2 separate regions of the Homo sapiens genome follow, and region 2 is linked to region 1. Evidence: read pairs that join two places in POLR2A ChIA-PET (ENCODE). Cell type or tissue: GM12878. All regions are shown on one strand. Region 1 overlaps GMNN (geminin DNA replication inhibitor). Region 2 has its middle 110 kb from the start of RIPOR2.

What was found. ChIA-PET counts read pairs that join two places held together with the same protein. Peaks named below come from ENCODE experiments on the same cell type or tissue, not always from the same donor. Only the 100,000 strongest peaks of a DNase experiment are listed, where the experiment ranks them.
Region 2: POLR2A ChIA-PET joins it to region 1 with 8 read pairs; 1 of 35 experiments calls an interaction of 5 or more read pairs at or near these places.

What each region holds. Positions count from the first base shown.
Region 1 is chr6:24,777,362-24,782,361 of GRCh38, forward strand. It overlaps GMNN (geminin DNA replication inhibitor), which reads left to right. Exons shown (of 7, transcript NM_015895.5): 3 at 3,302-3,379; 4 at 4,116-4,260. Among named protein-coding and RNA genes, the nearest start is that of GMNN, 4.9 kb to the left of the region's middle. In GM12878, no CTCF peak of the experiment used is centred here; a DNase peak (open chromatin) is centred at 2,290; H3K4me3 peaks cover 2,440 bases; H3K27ac peaks cover 3,702 bases.
Region 2 is chr6:25,040,286-25,045,285 of GRCh38, forward strand. It overlaps a transcript of RIPOR2 not described here. Among named protein-coding and RNA genes, the nearest start is that of RIPOR2, 110 kb to the left of the region's middle. In GM12878, a CTCF peak has its summit at 2,434; DNase peaks (open chromatin) are centred at 1,028, 1,906 and 3,015; H3K4me3 peaks cover 2,816 bases; H3K27ac peaks cover 3,244 bases.

The DNA.
Region 1 (5,000 bases):
AATTTATCCAAATTTAGCCTGGCTATAATTTCTGTAAGCCTTGAGTTAGTCAGAGGATGAGTAACAATAGAGAACATTTTTAAAAAACTAATTACGGTTGAATATTAAGTCTGACCCAAGAATATGGGTTGTCTCTCTTATTTTGGTCTTTCAACAGTATTTTGTAGTTTTCAGAGCATGAATTTTACACTATTTATGTTAAATTTTTTCCTAAGTATTCTTTTTGAGGTTACTGTGAATGGAATTGTTTCCTTAATTTCATTCTCATTTGGTCATTGCTACTGTATAGGAAAATAATTGACTTTTGTGTCTTGATTTTGTGTCCTGAAACCTTGCTGAACTTAATAGTTCTAATTGTTTTTTAGTAGATTCTTCAGGATTTTCTTTTCTTTTTGTATTTTCTCTGTGAAGATTCCAGAAGTATCTTTAGGATTTTCTATGTATGAGATTATTACTGCTTTGTTTCTACTCTTATATTTCATGAAATGTTATTAAAATCCATTGTGTATATCTTCAGAATTAAGAGTCTTTGACCACAGACATGTTTTGCATTATATTACACATTTTTCTAGAGTATACCATATTCATTACCATCTAACCTATTTGATTTGTGATACTTTTTCAATCCCTATATGATACTTTCACTGGAAATCTTATTCCAAGTATTTACTCTTATGACAGCAGGACAGAGTTTGTTTAGTTTTGAGTTTATACTTCTGACTAGATTCATATTTATGGTTCTAAGTTAATTTACAATTTAGCTAGGTCCTTCCACACAACTTAAATTATATGAATACCTTGGGAATTGGATCACATCTTCAGGTAAACTATCAATTTGCGGTTTTAAATAAATAAAGAGCCAGGTGCCCATGGTGGCTCATGCCTGTGATCCCAGCTACTTGGGAGGCTGAAGTAGGAGGATTGATTGAGCTCTGGACTTTGAGAACAGCCTGGGCAACAAAGGGAGACCCTGTTTCTAAAAAACCATAATTAGCTGGGTGTGGTGGCACCCACTGGTAATCCCAGCTACTGGGAGGCTGAGGTGTGGGAGGAATTGCTTGAGCCTAGGAGTTTGGGCTTTGGTGAATTATGATTGCTTCACTGCACTCCAGCCTGGGTGACAGAGTAAGACCCTGTACCTAAAAAAATTTTTTTTATATTAAGTAAATTAAATTGAGTACCTAAAAGCCATTGATAAGTATAAGCAAGTACCTTTTGATGGGTTTTTTGTTTGCCTTGCTTTTCTTAGGATTCTTACAATATTTTTCTTGAATAAGAATGTCAATTGACATTATATTCGCATTGACAATTTGTGAATTTGATTCCATTAGCTTCCATTTAGGATGATGGCATCTTCCCACTGTGCTTTGTGTGTGATTATTTAAAATTTTTGTTATGAAATTTTTGAAATATTTAAAAGTATTTTAATAATTTACTTCCCCAGCTTCAGCAATTACCGCTATATGGCCAATCTGGTTTCATCTATGTCCTTATTTACTCCACTTTTCCTTCAGTGGATTAATTTGAAGCAAATCACAGCCAAATAATTTATATATTTCCAGCAGATTACATTTTAAAGAAAGTCTTGTGTTTACTAGCTACAGTGAAACTATCTTGAATATAAAGGATACTAGGTTCTGTTTGGTTTTGGTTCTACCTCCAAAACTGAGACCTTGGGTGGGTTAGTTAGCATTTCAGCCTTAGTTTACTCATCTGTAAATTGGGAGAACTGGACTAGAACTAGATCCTTGTGAGTTGCATGCAAAATTCTGTGTGAATGTGCTTTTATGTGAATTTTTTTGGGGAGAGGATTCACAGAGTATTAAATAGTTTTCCAAAAAGGTTAAGACCCATTAATATACAAGAAACTTTCTGGCTTTAAGAGTCTATTATTCCAATGCATACTCTATATACAGAAAATAATAATAGTAATGTTACATTGTTTTAGGCAAAAGTCTATATAGCTTATATAAATAAAAGTTAAATCTTGGAAATGGTCTTTTTTTTTGGTGACAGTTACTTAGCTGGCTTCTTTGACCATTATTAACAGAAAGCATTTAAATAACACCTCTTGTTAGTAAGGTTCCAACGTTACATTTTCTTTTATTTGTCTGGAGACTGTTGACTAATCTATAATCTAAATTATATCTGAAATGTTGATGTAATATTTGTCCTCACAGTAGCTGGCATTTGTCCTTCAGTTAAATGGTGAGATAATAATCAGCAGTAGAAACTTTACCGTGGGAAAGGTGAACTCTTATCATGTGAAGTACAGTGTGGAATCAGTAACTTTCTCACGCTGGTATGGTATCATGTTCTTGCTAACCTTGTTTGAGTATTCACCATTGTTTGCTATCCCATGGTGGCAGTATAACTAATGATATTTTGCAAAAATAGGAGAGAACTTTCAGATCATGAAATATACAGGAAGTTGTTTACATATTACAAGGAAGGCAATATTTTCACCAAAACAATAGCTTGGGCATTTTAGAGTATTTTAGTATGCCTCAGGCACTGACATTTTAGCCACCTTCTAATGAATGGGCTTGAAGCAGAACTGCTTCTACTATCAGGTAATGGTTGAGGGGGGATGTCTATTACACATGTACTTTGTTTTGTGTAAAGTATGTTCTGGAAAGTTACATTCTTTTGGTGAGTACATGTAAGTATTTGAGGGATATTCATGATTTAAGGAGGCCTGAAATGAATCTTTTTGATTAGGGAAAGAAATATTTTGCAGTGTAAATGATTAACCATTTCTTCCAGTTTACCTGTTTGGTGAGTTCATACCATAAATGTTACGATGTTTGGTTTTATAAAAGAGTACCTGTAAGTTTTTAGTTTCTGTGTGGAAGATTTTTTCAGAGAGAATACAGATAGCCTTCTTGTATTAGAATTTTGTCATATGTGGTTTGAAACTGTTCATTGGAGCTGAGGAATTTTGTTACGTTTGTTTTAACTAGATATGATTAACAAAATGACCATAGCAAGAGCATGCATTGAAATGAGAGAAGTTACGTGTGTTTGTGTCTAGTTTGGGTAATATGATTCATTCTTAAGAATTCTTCAAACTTTATTATAATTTTTGGAAATAACAAGTTTGTCAGTTGATTAAACCAGTGTCTTGTTCATAGGCGACCTTACGCAATTATATAGCAGACCAAATGTTTGTGTTGTTAGTGTTCCTTTTCCACCCCTAAATTATAGAAGGACTAAGAGTAACACTCCATACAGAAACTCAGTAACTAAATAACCATATTGCAACTCAGTAACAAGATAATGAATTATGCTGACTTTTTAGAATAGTTCTGTCCCAAGAAGAACTCTGAAGATGATTCAGCCTTCTGCATCTGGATCTCTTGTTGGAAGAGAAAATGAGGTATGCACTATATGGCTAAAATGGGGTACTGGTGATACAGTGTCTACATCGAAAACATTTCTACTATTTTCTTGGTCAGAAACACGTAAATTGTTGAAATTTGGAAATAATTTGGGAATCACAATTATATATTTCCCAAAGAAGTGATTTTGGTTTTAATTGTTCAATTTAAGAAGTTCGTCGGGTGCAGTGGCTCACGCCTGTTATCCCAGCACTTAGGGAGGCCGAGGTGGGTGGATCGCCTGAGGTCAGGAGCTTGAGACAAGCCTGGCCAACGTGGTGAAACCCCATCTCTACTAAAAGTACAAAAAAATTAGCCGGGCGTGGTGGCACACACCTATAATCTCAGCTGCTTGGGAGGCTTGAGGCAGGAGAATCACTTAAACCTGGGAGGTGGAGGTTGCAGTGAGCCGAGGTCACACCACTGCACTCCAGCTTGGGTGACAGAGCGAGACTCTAAAATAAAAATAAAAATAAAAAATTTTTTAAAAAATAAATAAATAATTTCAGCTAAGCTCTTGACCCCAGTCTAATCCAAAATAATTGTTGCAAATAAAATTCCTAAAATGTTACTATATGTTTTGGTAGAATTTTTAATTGTATAACTTTTTTAAAGATCCAGAGATGTGAAAAAGTTAGATATGCGTACTCTTTTTTTAATACATAAATGAAAAACCACCTAATTTCTTGTTAATTAAATCAAAGTAAATACAGTTGATAAGTGTTTTCATTATAGCTGTCCGCAGGCTTGTCCAAAAGGAAACATCGGAATGACCACTTAACATCTACAACTTCCAGCCCTGGGGTTATTGTCCCAGAATCTAGTGAAAATAAAAATCTTGGAGGAGTCACCCAGGAGTCATTTGATCTTATGATTAAAGGTATGAAAAAATAGATAACTTTTGTCTTAATTTTAAATTATGATATAAGGAAAAATTTGTTAATACTATTATGAATTCTGCCAATTACTGTAATCTGGGGATAGTATAACAGCACTATAAATGTTTTTGTATGTGACCATTTGTTTGACAAGATCCATGTGTGGATGAAATGTTAGGAAAAGGAGGCCCAGTGCAGTGGCTCACACCTGTAATCCCAGTAGCTTAGGAGGTTGAAGCAGGAGGATGGCTTGAGTCTAGAAGTTTGAGACTAGCCTGGACAACACAGTGAGGCTCTCTCTGTATGAAAAAATTAGCTGAGCATGGTGGCTTGTGCCTGTATTCCCAGCTACTCAGGAGGCTGAGTCAGGAGGATCACTTGAGCCTAGGAGTTTGTGGCCGCAATAAGCTATGTATGATAGCACCACTGCACTCCAGCCTGGGATACAGGGCAAGACCCGGTCTCTGAAGGAAAAAAAAAGGGTAGGGGGAAAGGATAGTTATTAATATGACAGCTCTGATAATTGGATTGCCTTGTAGGGGTTTACAAGACTTGGAAATAGGCTTTTTAGAAGAAAAATGTTTAGATAATGAGTTCGAGGTATGAAAGGAATTTGAATATTCCAGGAGAGTATGGCATAAGGAAACCAATAAAAATATGGATGAAGAGTAAAGATGAATGAGAAGAATTATGCCTATAATAAGTACTAGTTTTTAATAGAATGGTAGTATACATCAGAAGA
Region 2 (5,000 bases), 260 kb after region 1:
TTGTATTTTTAGTAGAGATGGGGTTTTACCATGTTGGCCAGGCTGCTCTTCAACTCCTCACCTCAGGTGATCTGCCCAACTCGGCCTCCCAAAGTGTTGGAATTACAGGCGTGAGCCACCGCGCCCGGCCTGTGTGATGGACTTCTAATGAGAACAACACCTAGCACATAAACCAGGGCTTGGCTACTGGTGGTCCACAGTTGTCACACGTTGCCTCAGAACATTGGTATTACATATTTAAAATTCAAAGAATAAACTGCCAACATTTAAACTTGAGAGCTTTCACATAGAAATTAGTGTTTCTTGCTTTTTTTTTTTTTTTTCGAGACAGAGTTTCGCTGTTGTTGCCCAGGCTAGAGTGCAATGGCACGATCTCAGCTCACCGCAACCTCCACCTCCTGGGTTCAAGTGATTCTCATGCCTCAGCCTCCTGAGTAGCTGGGATTACAGGCGTCCACCACCACGCCCGGCTAATTTTTGTATTTTTAGTAGAGACAGGGTTTCACCATGTTGGCCAGGGTGGTCTCGATCTCTTGACGTCATGATCCTCCCGCCTTGGCCTCCCAAAGTGCTGGGATTACAGGCATGAGCTACCGCATCTGCCTGCTTTTTTTGAAAAATTGGAAAATCCACCAACCTCTACCCCATTCCTCATGGAAACAATCTGATGGCATTGAATGGTGGGTGCCCCACTATGATGGGACACATATTTCCCCATTTGCTGCACCCTCTACCACTGCCTATTGCTACCTCATATTGAGGCCAAATGTCAGTTGTCATTTATCATCATGCTTTCACTATCATTTTTCTCACAACAGAGACAGGAAGAAAGTGAACTATTCCTTACCCCTGTGAAAACAGACCCCTTTCACTCATTCTTCTTAGCAGCCCAGCCCTCCACCCATTTGAATTTGCTGACATCTGAGATAAATAAACATCTCTAAAAACAGACACACACAAATTTGTTACTTGTTCATGAGAAATGGTCTTGGCATACATAGGAAATGCTTTTTCATTCTCAGATTACTCCAGCACTAAAAACTCCCTTTTGGTTAGAGTTCCTGTCTACTCAGTTGTGAGTTTGATAATTTAAGAAGCATACAATTGGGCCCTTTAAAGGAAATATGACTCACTGATCCTTGAATTTCACCTCATCTAGCGACACTGCTGATAACCTGTTTGATTCAGATGTTCCATTTTTTTCCCCACTGTAATAAACAAAAATTCCAATTCACATGACTCCTTGACCGATGTAAATATTTATTTGTATTTTCCATCTGGTTGGAGAAATAAAGAAAAGAGGCCCTGTGGCCCTGTCTTGCTCACCACTTGAAACAAAATGTATCTAGTTACCTCTAATTAGGATAGGGCTGGGAAGGAAATAGGAAGAGAGAGAGTCGGTAAAAAAATACCAAAGTCCATTGGAAAACGGAGCACAGGAAAGTGGAAGAGAGGAGGAAGGGGGAAAGATTGGAGAAGATTTGCAGAGGGCAAGAAATGAGTGTGTTGCGGGAAAGTGTGGAAAACAAAGGCAGAGAGTAGGTAACACCAGACGGGACACTCACGGTTGAGCTGGCGCCTCCGGATCCTGTCCCTCCATGGCCTGTTTCTGATCCAGTGTAATCGCGAAGGTAACACCATGGTCCCAACAGAGCGGCCTAAAACCTGCTCATGGCAAAGGAACAAAAGGGTCTTGCAGCTATCCTGGAAGTTAAGTCCAGACGTATAAAAATGAAAAAGAAAACTTAACCCCCCCCTTTTTGTTCTTTTCTTAAAAAAAAAAAAAAGAGTATTTGAGGCTTCCGTTGACTTCTTTTATCTTGTAACTTGCCTTGCCTTTCCTTCCCTTAACTTCCGACTGGCCCGAAGGCAGCTGCTGTGCTGGGCTGCCCTAGCCTCCTGTGCCATGTTTTATGCATGAAGATGATGGGGCGGTAATTTATTCAAGCAGAGACGATCACCGGGCTCCTGTGTCTGCCCTCGCGTCAGAGGAGCCGTGCAATGGCAGGGGGAGGGCAGGTGTGTCTGACTGCACGCAGGAATGGGCTGAAATGGGAATCCCTCTCTGTAGGCAGAAATGAAGAGCAGAGCTTTGCTGCTAGAGCTGAATCAGAGCAACACCCCTTACCTTTTAGGGCGTATGATTTATTTACTGCTGGGTCTCCGGTATCTAATATAGTGCCTGGCACTTGGTAGGTGAGCAATAAATATTTGTTGACTGAAAGAATGATTCGGTGATAACCAACATAAGTGATTTCATACTTTCTTTTTCACCAGTTAATCTGCCCAGTGCACTGTCTTCAAATATGTCTATTTGAATTTTCTCACCCATTCTTTTTCTCCACCTACGATCACACTTGCCCCTCACCTACTAGTTCATACTTCAAAGCCTCATTTTACATGAGGCTTTCCTGAAGCCATAGACATGGGGCTGTCCTCCACGCACCTATTGCTCTCACCTGCAGGTGGCCCATGTCTGCACTGCCCAAATTTGTTAGGCGTTTTGTTTGTTCTCTGATTTCTTTTAAAGCACGCATCCAGGCTGGATGAAGTAGCTCACACCTGTAATCTCAGCGCTTTGGGAGGCTGAGGTGGGAGGATCACTTGAGGCCAGGGCAACACAGCAGGACCCTATCTCTACAAAAAATTTTAAAATTAGTTGGTCTTGGTGGTGTGTGCCTATAGTCCCAGCTACTCCAGAGGCTGAGGCAGGAGGATTGCCTGAGGGAAGAGTTCAAGGTTGCAGTGAGCTATGATTGCACTTTTGCTCTCCAGCCTGGGCAACAGAGAAAGACTGTATGAAGAAAAAAGAGAAAAGAAAAAAAAATTGCCCACATTCAAATACTGAGTAAGCTTCTTGGTGGCGAGAACTGTATATTCCTCTTTCTGAGCTGCAACATACAGGGGTTTACATGGGGAAGTGGTACATCAAGGGGTGGTTTGGGGCAGTTTTAGTCAGCCCCCTAAATCTCCATCAGCTCCTCCTCAAAATTCCCCAAGTAAAAATACACTCTAACTAAATACATTATGTTGGCTATAATACCACACTTAGGTGCTACAGCCTCTTCCAAATATGTGGCTGAAGACTCTCTTACATAGACATTCTAAAGCTGCCCCTGGCAGGGGAAGCTCAGTACATTGATTGCTTACTTTGTTCCAAGCTTTTCCTCTGTGCAATGTCAGATTGCTCCAGAGAACAAACAGTTATTGATCAAGGCCTCAGGAGTAGTCTTGCCCTGAGGATGGAACTGAAAAAAGTGACACCCAAGTTACCAAATTTAGCCCAAGATAACCCATAAACTTGCTGATGGCAGAAACTCTGTCATTTATCTTTTGTGTCTCTCATGGTGCCAGAAGCAGAGGGACTGGGGGAAACTACCAAGAGATGGGAGTCAAAAGGCTTGTAATTGCAACTGACCAGGTGAGTGCTTTAGGCACATCTCTTGGTCTCGGTGTCTTGTTTTCTTCACTTAGAATGGGAATGACCTACAGATTTCAGAGTTGTCAAGAGGAAATGAGATCAAGTAACTCTTTAGAAGTTGGTAGGATACTGGACTGGCACCCAAGAGCTCAGGCTCCCCTTCTGTCACTATGTCTGGTGGTAAAGAGAGTGCATTCCAGAGCAGAAATGCCTGGGTGCAAACTCGTAGCACCCTATTTAGTATCTTCATGACATTAACATCCTTATGCCTCAGTCTCTTAATCTATAAAATGTGAGGATAAGAATGAGGGCCGCTGCCTTAGGGTTATGCTGATGACTTCATGAGTAAATACATGCTAAGGACTAAGACTTGTGTTTAGCATAGAGGAATTTCTCAATGTTGTCAGCAGCTATTATTAACTAGCCATGTGACTTCATGAAAGTTGGCAAATTCCCTGGGCCTCTGTTTCCTTATCTGCAATATGAGGGGGTCTGGGATACTTTATATCACAAGTTCTGTGTATTAGTTTCCTACTGCTGCTATAACAAATTACCACAAATTTAAAGGCTTAAAACAACACAGATCTATCATCTTTCAGTTCTGGAGGTCAAAGTCTGAAATGGGTCTTATAGGGTGAAAGTCGAGGTATAGGCAGAGCTGCATTCCTTCTGGAGGCTCCGGTGGAGGATCTGTTCCTTGCCTTTTCCAGCTTGTAAAGGCCCTTTGTATTCTATAAATCTATTTGCAGAGTGTCTTTGTTTACCTGAGGGACCACCACTCTGAGTCATTACATTAACTGGCAATTGCAGGTCATGTGGGACATTCCTGGTCTAGACAATTTCTTGTGGATCCTGATCCCTCATGTGCCAGCTCCCCAAGACTCATTTTCTGAATTAGGGGGGAAAGGTAGAGACCAAAATTAAGACAAAATCTACGTAAGGTAGCCAGTGAGGTTTTCTTGACTATTGCCACTGAACACAATTCCCTAGAATGGCAAATGCAGCATAAGAAAACTATATTTGGTAAACTGGACCAAGCAGAAGAAAGAATTTCAGAGCTTAAAGACTGGTCTTTTGAACTAACACAGTCAGACAAAAATTAAGAAAAAAGAATTTTAAAAAAGGAACAAAGTCTTCAAAAAATATGCGATTATGTAAAGCAACCAAACTTATGAATTATTGGCATTCCTGGGAGAGAAGGAGAAAAAATAAACAACCTGGAAAATATATTTGGTGGAATAATTCAAGAAAATTTCCCTAATCTTGCCAGAGAGATAGACATCCAGATACAAAAAAATCCAGCGAACACCTGTGAGATACTATACAAAATGAACATCACTAAGGAATACAGTCACCAGGCTGGGTCAATGCTAAAGAAAAAAATCTCAAAGATAGTTAGAGAAAAAGGGCAAATTACATACTAAAGGAACCCCATCAGGCTAACAATAGATTTCTTAGAAGAAACCTTATAAACCAAGAGAGATTGGGGGCCTGTGTTCAGTAGTCTGAAAGAAAAGAAATTCCAACCAAGAATTTCATATCTCATCAAACTAAGCTTCATAAGAAAAGGGAAATATAA